Linked DNA regions of Homo sapiens: region 2 is linked to region 1. Evidence: read pairs that join two places in POLR2A ChIA-PET (ENCODE). Cell type or tissue: Panc1. All regions are shown on one strand. Links, peaks and the distances in the headings refer to the core of each region. The heading gives the core; the rest is flanking DNA.

Region 1 (6,045 bases), core at 1,046-6,045:
AAAGAAAGAAAGAAAGAAAGAGAAAGAAAGAAAGAAGGGAGGGAGGGAGGGAGAGGAGAGAAAGAAAAAGGAAGGAAGGAAGGAAGAGAGAGAGAGAGAGAGAAAGACCTAGTCACCAAAAGCAAGAGATTTTTTAAATGCTACTATTTTTTGGGCATTTACTAATCATATTGCTATGCTCTGCACCCAAGCTAAGTAATTTAAATAAATTATCTCATGTACTCCTCTAAAACTAATTACTGCTGTGTAAATGGAGGTAGAAAGAAACTAAGCTTTATTTCTGCCTCTATTGTTTCTTTAACCTGCCTTGCTTCCTTTTTCAGTTGCACCTAATTGGCTGTACTTTTAGTTTTCTTTAAAACTGCCTTAAATTTCAAAGACTAAAGCAGCAATAACTAACTGAATATATTTATATAACATGTTATTTTTGTCATGTTGCTTTCCACCCCTGGAGACCTGCTCTAAATTCACTTGGACGTTTGAGGATAAATCATGCTCACTAGCAGTTTCTGAAAATGCAGTTTCACTGAAAATGCAGGCATCCAGAAATTTAGTAAGCAACTTAAAAGAAAGTGTAAGAATCTCCTATGTATTCATTGAAAAATAATTTGAATTTATGCTTAGAAAAATAGAATTATTATTAAGAAATCTTACACACTCATGTTTTTAAATATCTTCACTAAGGACCAATTGTGTATATGGTGTAACACTGTCCTCAAAGAACATGCCGGGAGAATTGTTGCAGTTACCAGAGGGTTAAATTTGGCAAACTCTTTTTTATTAACGTGCCTTTTAATTATGAAATAGCATACTCACCTTAGATAAAATTTGAAAACCATTTTTGTAAAGTGGTACAATATTGAAGAAAGTTGATAACTTTCAGACCAGATTTAAGCCTCAAATCTACCTCTCTTTTACCTGGACAACTCATTAGCATTTCTGAACCTCACATTTTTTCTATAAAGTGAGAATACTATATTATAGAGTTGTTGTCAGTTAAATGAGAACAGTGTCTGATCACAACTAGTCAACAAATGTTCACAACTCTTCCCCTCCTAGGAAAAGAATCTCAAGGCAGACCTGCTTCGGGTCTGCTCTGTAAAGAGGTAGGAATCCTCTGCTCCCGGTAAATTGCTTCCTAACCTTCTTTGGTAATAGACTATTTTTTAATAAAGGTGATGGATCATTTCCCATTATACACTCAAAATGTGTGTCCATTTCAGGGCAGTCATGGATGACCATTGCCCATCTTTTGACCCCAGATTAAGAACACCTGCTGTAGTATTTTAATTCTGCCTTCAAATCCTCTTACAAAACAAAGACATCTTTAAAAAATAAAATTCTTTAGGTGTCTTGCAGTTGAATGCAGGAAAACCAGAGCCCCTTATTTTTGATAGTTTTGGGAAGAATGCAGTGTCAGAACACAAACCCATAATAGACAAATAATTTGCACAGAAACTTCATAAAAGTATTGACCTGATTTGCCATGTATTTGCCACCTTTTAAAACACACAACTAAATGTTTACCCTGTGTCTAGATCCAAATGGGTGAAGAAAAATGAGTGACAATACATCTACTTAAGCTCACTTACATAATTGTGGCCATGCCGTTTTTTTCACATTACATTATTAGAACATTGGACAATAAGTCAAGAAACAGAATGTTCTACAAAATAAACTTTAAAAATTGGTAAGCATCATGTGCTTTTTCCAGAAGACATTTTATTTTGTTGAATCAAAGGTGGCTCTTTGGCACTGAGTAGCTCCGTGGAGTCATGGCAGTCCTCATTCCCTAATCCTGAGCCTGCCTGAGTCGCTGCTGTCAGTCATCCACTTGTTGGGATTTCAAACTGCATTAAATCCCCTCCTATAGCTGTCACTGCCAAGCAGTTGCACTGGCTCTGTCCTACCTTTCTGTTGGTAATTCTGTTTTTAATCCTGTGCTTCAGTGTAGTTTATATAAATCTTTACAGAGGGATAAAACTTCCTGTAATTAATTGTTTGGGTGAACATGTACCTGGGAGAGCTATTGGGAAAGGGGCCAAATTTGCATTCCAGCTCCTTTCATCCCCACCCTTGAGCTAACCAAGTCCTGTGGATTCTTCCCTTAGCATCTCTGGAACCTTCTTTTCTTTTCTTTTTTTTATGACCACCTTTCCAGTCCTGGCCCTTCAAACTTGAGTGACAGCAACAGTCTCCCTGCCTTGAGTCTCTTTCCTCCTTCTCCCAGTGTGCATACGGTTGTCAAACTCATCTTGATAAACTACTGCATCGATTGTGGCTACACTCCCCTGCTCCCACATCTTCCATAGACCCCACTGTCTGTAAAATAATATTCAGTCTGGCCTCAACCTGTCTTTCCAGCCTCGGTGACACAGGTCTATTCTGCCTGAGACACTTACTATGACACCCTTGCTTGTTCCTGGGGCTTTGACACATTTCCAACGTCCCATTGTTCTTCCTCTCCAAATCAGCCAATTGCCCAAGCCCTGCTCAAATCTCCCACCTCATGAAGCCTTCTTGATGCCTCCCAGCACACCATGATCTAATTTCCTGAAGTAATTATGCTAATTGGGCATTTGAAGAATTGTTAACCGATTATCAACTAACTGCCCCTTAACATTGCATGTGTAGTTGTCTTCAAAGGCAGTTAAATTATGTCATGTTCCTTACATTGTACTGAGTGCCTCGTATCCTTATCCATGTTTGGGGGTTTTACTTTAAGTCAAGAAATTTAATCACATCCATTTGGTTTTCTCTAGAGCTGTAGTTCTCAACCTTTTGTGTGGTAGAGAAACACCTAGAGAACATGTTTAAAAATATCCTGGGTTCCACCCTTGAGAGATAATAAGGTCCAAGGGGAACCCAAATATCTGTGTTTCAGGTCAGCTTATTGGCTCATCCTATTATACCAACTCCTCAGAAGGCCAAGGTGGGTGGATTCCTTGATCTCAGGCGTTCAAGACCAGCCTGGGCAATATCGTGAGACTCCATCTCTTAAAAAAAAAAAAAAAAAGGATTAGCCAAGTGTGGTGGCATGAACCTGTGGTCCCAGCTACTTAAGAGGCTGAGGCAGACAGATTGCTTGAGCCTGGGAAGTCGAAGCTGCAGTGAGCCATGATCATGCCACTGCACTCCAGCCTGGGTGACAGAGCAAGACCCTGTCTCAAAAAAATAAAAATGAAAAAAATCTGTGTTCCCAAGTTCCAAGTGATGCTGATGCTGCTGGTTGCCTTTAAGCATCTCACAAAGAACGAACTCATAAATGCTAATACAGTATATGTCTATGGATACTGAATAGTGGGTTTTTTTTCTCTTTTCTTCTATTCTGTGCTCATGTTGTGTCACTTCTTCCTTTTAGATTGACTTTGAAGATGTGATTGCAGAACCAGAAGGGACACACAGTTTTGACGGCATTTGGAAGGCCAGCTTCACCACCTTCACTGTGACGAAATACTGGTTTTACCGCTTGCTGTCTGCCCTCTTTGGCATCCCGATGGCACTCATCTGGGGCATTTACTTCGCCATTCTCTCTTTCCTGCACATCTGGGCAGTTGTACCATGCATTAAGAGCTTCCTGATTGAGATTCAGTGCATCAGCCGTGTCTATTCCATCTACGTCCACACCGTCTGTGACCCACTCTTTGAAGCTGTTGGGAAAATATTCAGCAATGTCCGCATCAACTTGCAGAAAGAAATATAAATGACATTTCAAGGATAGAAGTATACCTGATTTTTTTTCCTTTTAATTTTCCTGGTGCCAATTTCAAGTTCCAAGTTGCTAATACAGCAACAATTTATGAATTGAATTATCTTGGTTGAAAATAAAAAGATCACTTTCTCAGTTTTCATAAGTATTATGTCTCTTCTGAGCTATTTCATCTATTTTTGGCAGTCTGAATTTTTAAAACCCATTTAAATTTTTTTCCTTACCTTTTTATTTGCATGTGGATCAACCATCGCTTTATTGGCTGAGATATGAACATATTGTTGAAAGGTAATTTGAGAGAAATATGAAGAACTGAGGAGGAAAAAAAAAAAAAAGAAAAGAACCAACAACCTCAACTGCCTACTCCAAAATGTTGGTCATTTTATGTTAAGGGAAGAATTCCAGGGTATGGCCATGGAGTGTACAAGTATGTGGGCAGATTTTCAGCAAACTCTTTTCCCACTGTTTAAGGAGTTAGTGGATTACTGCCATTCACTTCATAATCCAGTAGGATCCAGTGATCCTTACAAGTTAGAAAACATAATCTTCTGCCTTCTCATGATCCAACTAATGCCTTACTCTTCTTGAAATTTTAACCTATGATATTTTCTGTGCCTGAATATTTGTTATGTAGATAACAAGACCTCAGTGCCTTCCTGTTTTTCACATTTTCCTTTTCAAATAGGGTCTAACTCAGCAACTCGCTTTAGGTCAGCAGCCTCCCTGAAGACCAAAATTAGAATATCCATGACCTAGTTTTCCATGCGTGTTTCTGACTCTGAGCTACAGAGTCTGGTGAAGCTCACTTCTGGGCTTCATCTGGCAACATCTTTATCCGTAGTGGGTATGGTTGACACTAGCCCAATGAAATGAATTAAAGTGGACCAATAGGGCTGAGCTCTCTGTGGGCTGGCAGTCCTGGAAGCCAGCTTTCCCTGCCTCTCATCAACTGAATGAGGTCAGCATGTCTATTCAGCTTCGTTTATTTTCAAGAATAATCACGCTTTCCTGAATCCAAACTAATCCATCACCGGGGTGGTTTAGTGGCTCAACATTGTGTTCCCATTTCAGCTGATCAGTGGGCCTCCAAGGAGGGGCTGTAAAATGGAGGCCATTGTGTGAGCCTATCAGAGTTGCTGCAAACCTGACCCCTGCTCAGTAAAGCACTTGCAACCGTCTGTTATGCTGTGACACATGGCCCCTCCCCCTGCCAGGAGCTTTGGACCTAATCCAAGCATCCCTTTGCCCAGAAAGAAGATGGGGGAGGAGGCAGTAATAAAAAGATTGAAGTATTTTGCTGGAATAAGTTCAAATTCTTCTGAACTCAAACTGAGGAATTTCACCTGTAAACCTGAGTCGTACAGAAAGCTGCCTGGTATATCCAAAAGCTTTTTATTCCTCCTGCTCATATTGTGATTCTGCCTTTGGGGACTTTTCTTAAACCTTCAGTTATGATTTTTTTTTCATACACTTATTGGAACTCTGCTTGATTTTTGCCTCTTCCAGTCTTCCTGACACTTTAATTACCAACCTGTTACCTACTTTGACTTTTTGCATTTAAAACAGACACTGGCATGGATATAGTTTTACTTTTAAACTGTGTACATAACTGAAAATGTGCTATACTGCATACTTTTTAAATGTAAAGATATTTTTATCTTTATATGAAGAAAATCACTTAGGAAATGGCTTTGTGATTCAATCTGTAAACTGTGTATTCCAAGACATGTCTGTTCTACATAGATGCTTAGTCCCTCATGCAAATCAATTACTGGTCCAAAAGATTGCTGAAATTTTATATGCTTACTGATATATTTTACAATTTTTTATCATGCATGTCCTGTAAAGGTTACAAGCCTGCACAATAAAAATGTTTAACGGTTAAACAGTCAGCTTTATTATTTTTTCCCAAAACAGGTGTTTATGTGTCAGAGTCTGTGTATGTCTATGTATTTGTATGTAATGAGCATGTGCATAGTGTGTGTATGTGTTTGTATGTGTTTGTGGGGGGTAATGGTCTCCCACTTTAAAATTATTACAAAGTCACTTAGGATATTTCTGCTAAGGTCATCACCATTTATGAGTTGCTTCAGATAAAAGTTATAATTAATAACAAAGTTTTTTTAGCAATTTGCCCAATGTTTTATATGTCATCTAATTTGAGCCCCCAGCAAGCTTGTGTGATGGATATTAATACTCTTAACTTAGCGAAAGACACAATTTGCATTCGGGGCCAATGCCTTCAACTTTGCCATGCCTTAACTGGGTTTTAAAGAGGTATATTGCAGTCTCAATTTATGTTTGTTGCTTGGCTAAGTTTACCTTCAGGACTCCTA
Region 2 (6,045 bases), core at 638-5,637, 210 kb before region 1:
AGCTTTCAACCTTGCACCACGGGGTATAATGATTACTTTGTTTAAATTACGGCTGTTATTATATTGAGGTAGTTTTCTTCTATTCTTAATTTGTTAAGTGTTTTTTGTTTATCATAAAAGGGTGTTGAAGTTAATGAAATGTTTTGTCTGCATCAATTGAGATAAGTATGTGTTTTTTTCTTCATTCTGTTAATGTGGTATAATGCATCGATTGATTTTCATGTGTTGAACCATCCTTAGACGCCAGGAATACATTTCACTTGGTTGCTATGTATATAATCCTTTTAATATGCTGCAGATTTTGGTTTGCTAGTATTTTGTTGAGGATTTTTTAATCAATATTTACAACGGATATTGGTCTGCAGTTTTCTTTCCTTGCAGTCTCTTTGTCTGACTTTAATATCAAGTAAATGCTGTCCTCCTAAAATTAATTTAGAAGTGTTTCTTTTTCTTCAACTAAAAAAAGTTTGGGAAAGATTGCTATTATTTTTTTCTTTAAATGTTTGGTAGAATTTGCCTGTGAAGCCATCAGGTCCAGATCTTTTTTTTTTTTTTTTTTTTTTTGGTGGGAGATTTTGAATACTGATTTAATATTCTCACAAGTTTCTATTCAGATTTTCTATTTCTTCATGATTTAGTCTTGGTAGGTTTCTTCTTGTTGCTAGGAAGTTGTTCTTGTAGGTTATCCAATTTTTTGTAGTATAATTGTTCATAACACGTTTATAATCCTTTTTATTTCTATAAAGTCAGTAGTAATGTCCCCACTTCTACTTCTGATTTTGGTAATTTGAGTCTTCTCCCTTTTTTCTTAGTTTATCTAGCCAATGTTTGTCAATTTTATTGATGTTTTTAAGTGATTAACTTTTGATTTCATTGATTTTCACCATTGGTTTTCTATTCTCTATTTTGTTTATCTCTGCTCTAATCTATTAATTCCTTACTTCTGATAGTTTGGGTTTAATTTATTCTTCTTCTTCTAGTTCTTTAAGTTGTAAAGTTAGGTTGCTGATTTGAGATCTTTCTTGTTTTACAGTGTAAGCATATATAACTATAAATTTTTCCCTCAGGATTGCTTTTGCTGTGTCCCCTAAATTTTGGTATGTTGTGTTTTCACTTTTATTGATCTGTAAGTATTTTCTAATTTCCCTTGTGATTCTTCCTCTCAATAATGAATAAAACTAGGCTGGGCATGGTAGCTCACACCTGTAGTGCCAACAATTTCGGAGGCCAAGAAGGGAGAACTATTGAGCCCAGGACTTTGAGACCAGATTGGACAAAATACTGAGACCTTGTTTCTACAAAAAATAAACAAAATTAGTTGAGCATGGTGGCATGCACCTTTAGTCCCAGCTACTTGGGAGGCTGAGGTGGAAGAATTGCTTGAGACCAAGAGGCTGAGGCTGCAGTGAGCCAAGATCATGCCACTGCACTCCAGGTTGGGCAACAGAGGCAGACTTTGTCTCCAAAAAATAAAATAAAAAATAATGGATGAAACAACCAGACAGAAAATAAGTAAGGAAACAGAGGATTTAAACAGCCCAATAAACCAACCAGATCTATTAGATCTAATATATATATATAGTGTGTGTGTGTGTGTGTGTGTGTGTGTGTGTGTGTATATATATATATACACACACACACACACACACACACACACACACACAGAACATTCTACCCAACAACAATGTACACATTCTTCTCAATTGTATCTGGGATGTTTTTCAGGATTCACTACATATTAGGCTACACATTAAGTCTCAATAGACTTAAAAAAATAGATATCTGATTAAATGTCTTCTCTCATCTCTAGAGAATGAAGTTAGAAATCAATAACAGAAATAAAACTGGAAAATTCCACAGAATTGTGGAAATTAAACAACACCCTCTTAACCAAGATATTGAAGTCTCTATTATTATACTACTATATTTCTCCTTTCAATTTTGTCAGTTTTTATTTTATATATTTTCATGATCTGTGATTAGGTGAGTAAATGTTTATAATTGATCTATCTTCTTGCTATACTAAAACTTTCATTAATATATAATGTTCTTTTGTCCCTTGTAAACTTTTTAAACTTAAAGACTATTTTGTCTGATGTTAGTATAGCCAGACTTTCTCTATGTTGGTTACTATCTGCATGAAATATCTTTTTCCATCCTTTCACTTCCAATCTATTTGTATCTTTGGATCTAAAGTGAGTCTTTTGTAGACAGCATATATTTGAATCACGTATTTTATTCATTCTGCCAATCTCTGTCTTTTGATTTGAGAGCTTATGCCACTTACATTTAAAGCAATTACTGTTAAGTAAGCACATACTTCTGTCATTTTGCTATTTGTTTTCTGTAGGCCTTATAGCATTTTCATCCTTCACATCCTATATCATTATCTTCTTTTGTGTTTATTTTTTTGTAGTGAAACATTTAAATTCCTTTCACATTTCTTCTGTTTGTTTTCTATAGCTACATTTTGTGGTTATCATGGGGATTACACTTAAGTTCCTAAAGTTGTAACATTCTAATTTGAATTTGTTCCAAAGTAACTTCAATAATACACAAAATCTCTGTTCCTTTAACAACTTCATTCTCACCCCTTTCAATTGTTGATGTCACACAATTATGTCTTTATACATGATGTCCAAAATACATTAATAATTATTTAAATGGTATTAGTCTCTTAAATTATGTTAAAAAATGTGGATTTATAAGTCAAAATTACAATATTACCAGCTTTTAGATTATTTTTAATGTATTAGTCTTTTAAACCATGTAGAAAACAAAAGTAATAGACCATTGTGACAATAATATTAGCTTCTATAATTGTCTATGAATTTACCTTTATTGAGATATGTATTTCTTCATATGGCTTCACATTACTCTCTAGTGTCCTTTTATTTTACCCTGCAGGACACTCCCTTGAGTATTTCTTGCAGAGAATATCTAGTTGTAATGAACTCCCTTAGCTTTTCTTTATCTGGGAATGTCTTAACTTCTGCCTTACTTTTGATGGACAATTTTGCTAGATATAAGATTCTAGGTTGACCTTTTTTACTTTTACTTTTTGTTTTACTTTTTACTTTTTGTTTTACTTACTTACTCTTACTCTTTGTTTTACTTTTAGCACTCTTAATATTTTGGCCCACTGCCGTTGGCCTTCAAATTCTCTCATGACAAATTTGCTCATAATCTTATTGAGTAGCCCTTGTATATGGCAGGTTGCTTTTCTCTTGCTGCTTTTGTTACTACAAAGGCCAGGGATTCGGTCTAGGTCCCATTGCTTGCTGCAAAAGAAAGCCAATCACTGAAACAATTAGTATTGCCAAGGAAGAAGGCTTTAATCAGGTGCTGCAACCTGAAACATTAGATTCAAGGCAGCGAATTTTAGAATAAGGGCCTAGACCCAGCCTCTGAGCTTCTCAATAGCCATTCTGGTGTGTGGCACTCTTTCTTGTCTTACACCCATGTTCAGGTGTACACTGAAGTTGTACAAAATCTGACTCCTCAGTAAATGAGCAAGATGTCATAGTCCTCAGGCTGATGATTCCATTTCTTTAGACATATACAATGTGGATTTTAGAGTGAGAGTAAAAAGTCACTGTCACCATTTAATGTACAAAAGGTAAGACTTGCAACTGACTTTACTGCTCCACAGACAGTCCTTTGGCCAATCACCATTTTCCTGCCTGGCTTCCCTGCTTGCTCCCCTTAACTGCTCACTCTGAGTATGAAAACCCTTCAAAGCTCCACGAAAGAATAGCTACAGCTCAGGGGCAGCCTTCACTACATGTGGACACCTGTGCTTGCAGAATGCAAAAACAATCACTAGCTGTAACACAACAATGTAGAAACTAAAATAATATATTAATATTAGTTTTAACTGATTGAAGAGCAAAAAAGCTGAAAAGAAAAAGTTTTGCAAGTAGGTCAAATTATGATGGCTGCCATGACTTTTTAGATAAGAGTCTTTGTTATAGAATAATTATTAAAAAGACATGGATTATAAAGCTTCTGATAGAGTTGGAAAAAAAAAACCAAATTACCTATTAGAAGGAAAAGTATATGGAGGCTAATCCTGGGGCTCTATGCTAGAAAAATTAATTGTTGTATCTCCAGTAGTTATTTAGAGAGGATATTTCCTGAGAAAAGTTAAAAAATTTGGAGAATCTCAAATATGGACCTTCACAAGCATGTGACACAGCACAGAGCGTTTGATATGTGTTCTGTGGAGTTACGAATTTTTGCAGTTGTTCAGTTTGAATTCCTCTGGTTGGATCTCCAGGGACTTTAGACATGGTTGGAATAGATGGTCTTACAGCAATAAAGACCTCATCGACAAAGGCCTGTTTGTGCTTTTTTTTCAACAAATCTATTTAAGCACAAGTCCTGTCATTATACCCTTTCAAATTCTCTCTAGCCCATCCTCTCATCTCCATCACATTGTCATTGCCTTAGATCAGACCCTCATCATTTCTCCCTTGGACGATTCCCATAGCCTTCTAATAGGTTTTCTTACCTCCAGACTTGCCATCCAGTCTATACTCTACACATCACTAGAATGATATGGGTAACAGGAAAACTTGATCATTAAAATTCTTTAATGTCTCCATACTTCTTCAGCAAAATTCCAAAATCTTTAACATAAACAAATACAACATTATCCCTGACTTAGTCTGCCTACCTCACTAGTCACTTCTTGTACTCCAACCTCCCCAACCCATCTACTTTGCTTTTCAGTAACACAGAACTATTTGCCACTTCCTTGATGCCACCTAATCCCTTGACTTTATGCATTTGTCTACTTCCATTTTCCACACCCATATCTTTAAACAGGCTCTCTTCCATCTTCCCAACACCACCTGGGATCATCTCTTCCAGATACCATCCCTAACACTACACTTTCTCACTCAACTGTCCCGCTCCATCCAGGATTGGTTAGGTGTCCAATTATGTTTTCCACAACACTCCAAATATAATTCTTACCAGCCAGCATGGTTGTGATGTTTCTTCTATACTTTCTCCCCACAAGAAGAAAGTTTTGTGAGGGTAAGGATCATATTTAATACTTGTATGTTCACCAGAAACTCATCATACAGTTTGGAGATAACATTTGTTGAAGGAGAGAAGAAAAGAGGAGAGAGGAATGGAGTGAGGCAGAAAGGAAATGATGACGAGCTACTCTTCAAAATTAAGCTGGATAACAACAAGAAATTCTAGAAAGCAATTGAGGCAACCTCCACCCTAAGACCCAGGTAAACCCTACATTTAAAGTGCTGTTCTGGGGCACAGTGAAAGATTTCTGCCAGAAAATTTGCTCCCTAGGATTTACATGATGATGAGATTACATGCTGCCTTGTGGCAACAAAATCAAAAGTCTGTAAAAGAAAAAGCGTGCTATGCTTCTGAATGTTTGGAGATCCTACAATAGATTTTTCATTCAGCTATTTTGTTGCTGCTTCATGAGCACACCTGACAGTCTTGTGGGATAATAGAAATAAACTTCTCATAAACAACGGTCAAATTTTTCAGATATATATTTTCAACACAGAACTAGCAAAATGTACACAGTGCTAAGTTGTGCCATCTCTGTACTTTACTACGCAAGGCACTTCTTTGATAATGTGCAGCAGAATAATGTTATAGCAGATTTCACAATGAAATCGTCAATGAATCTTCTTTCAGTCATTTCATTCGGGATCAAATCGGACATATGCAAAGTTCTTAGAATCACTTTTGTCAAATGGGGCAAAATTGCAGAGGTCATAGCAAGTAAGGAGCCATCCTCTTTTATAACTGCTATGCCCATCCAACAACCACAGCTTTCTTACCAAGATGGTCACCAAGGTCTGCTGCACAGGATTGCATACTCCAGAGCACCCTCCAGTCAGTGCAGACACACCAACCGCTGGTCAGCCTACAGGGGTGGTGTCTCTGCTTCTTCTGCCCAGGCAAAGCTGATATCATGCTAGAGAAAGGATAAGCCATTGACACCATCCCCAAAGGATCCTTAAGAACTAGCATTGCAATTTACATTATTGACCATTCAGT

The links. Peaks named below come from ENCODE experiments on the same cell type or tissue, not always from the same donor. Only the 100,000 strongest peaks of a DNase experiment are listed, where the experiment ranks them.
Region 2: POLR2A ChIA-PET joins it to region 1 with 15 read pairs; 1 of 35 experiments calls an interaction of 5 or more read pairs at or near these places.

What each region holds. Positions count from the first base shown.
Region 1 is chr7:116,555,585-116,561,629 of GRCh38, forward strand. CAV1 (caveolin 1) reads left to right here. Exons shown (of 3, transcript NM_001753.5): 3 at 3,362-5,595. The coding sequence ends at 3,703. Among named protein-coding and RNA genes, the nearest start is that of CAV1, 34 kb to the left of the region's middle. In Panc1, for the core only: no CTCF peak of the experiment used is centred there; no DNase peak of the experiment used is centred there; H3K27ac peaks cover 1,151 bases.
Region 2 is chr7:116,344,281-116,350,325 of GRCh38, forward strand. LOC124900233 (a long non-coding RNA gene) reads left to right here. Exons shown (of 3, transcript XR_007060487.1): 3 at 5,079-5,237. Among named protein-coding and RNA genes, the nearest start is that of TES, 140 kb to the left of the region's middle. In Panc1, for the core only: no CTCF peak of the experiment used is centred there; no DNase peak of the experiment used is centred there; H3K27ac peaks cover 4,463 bases.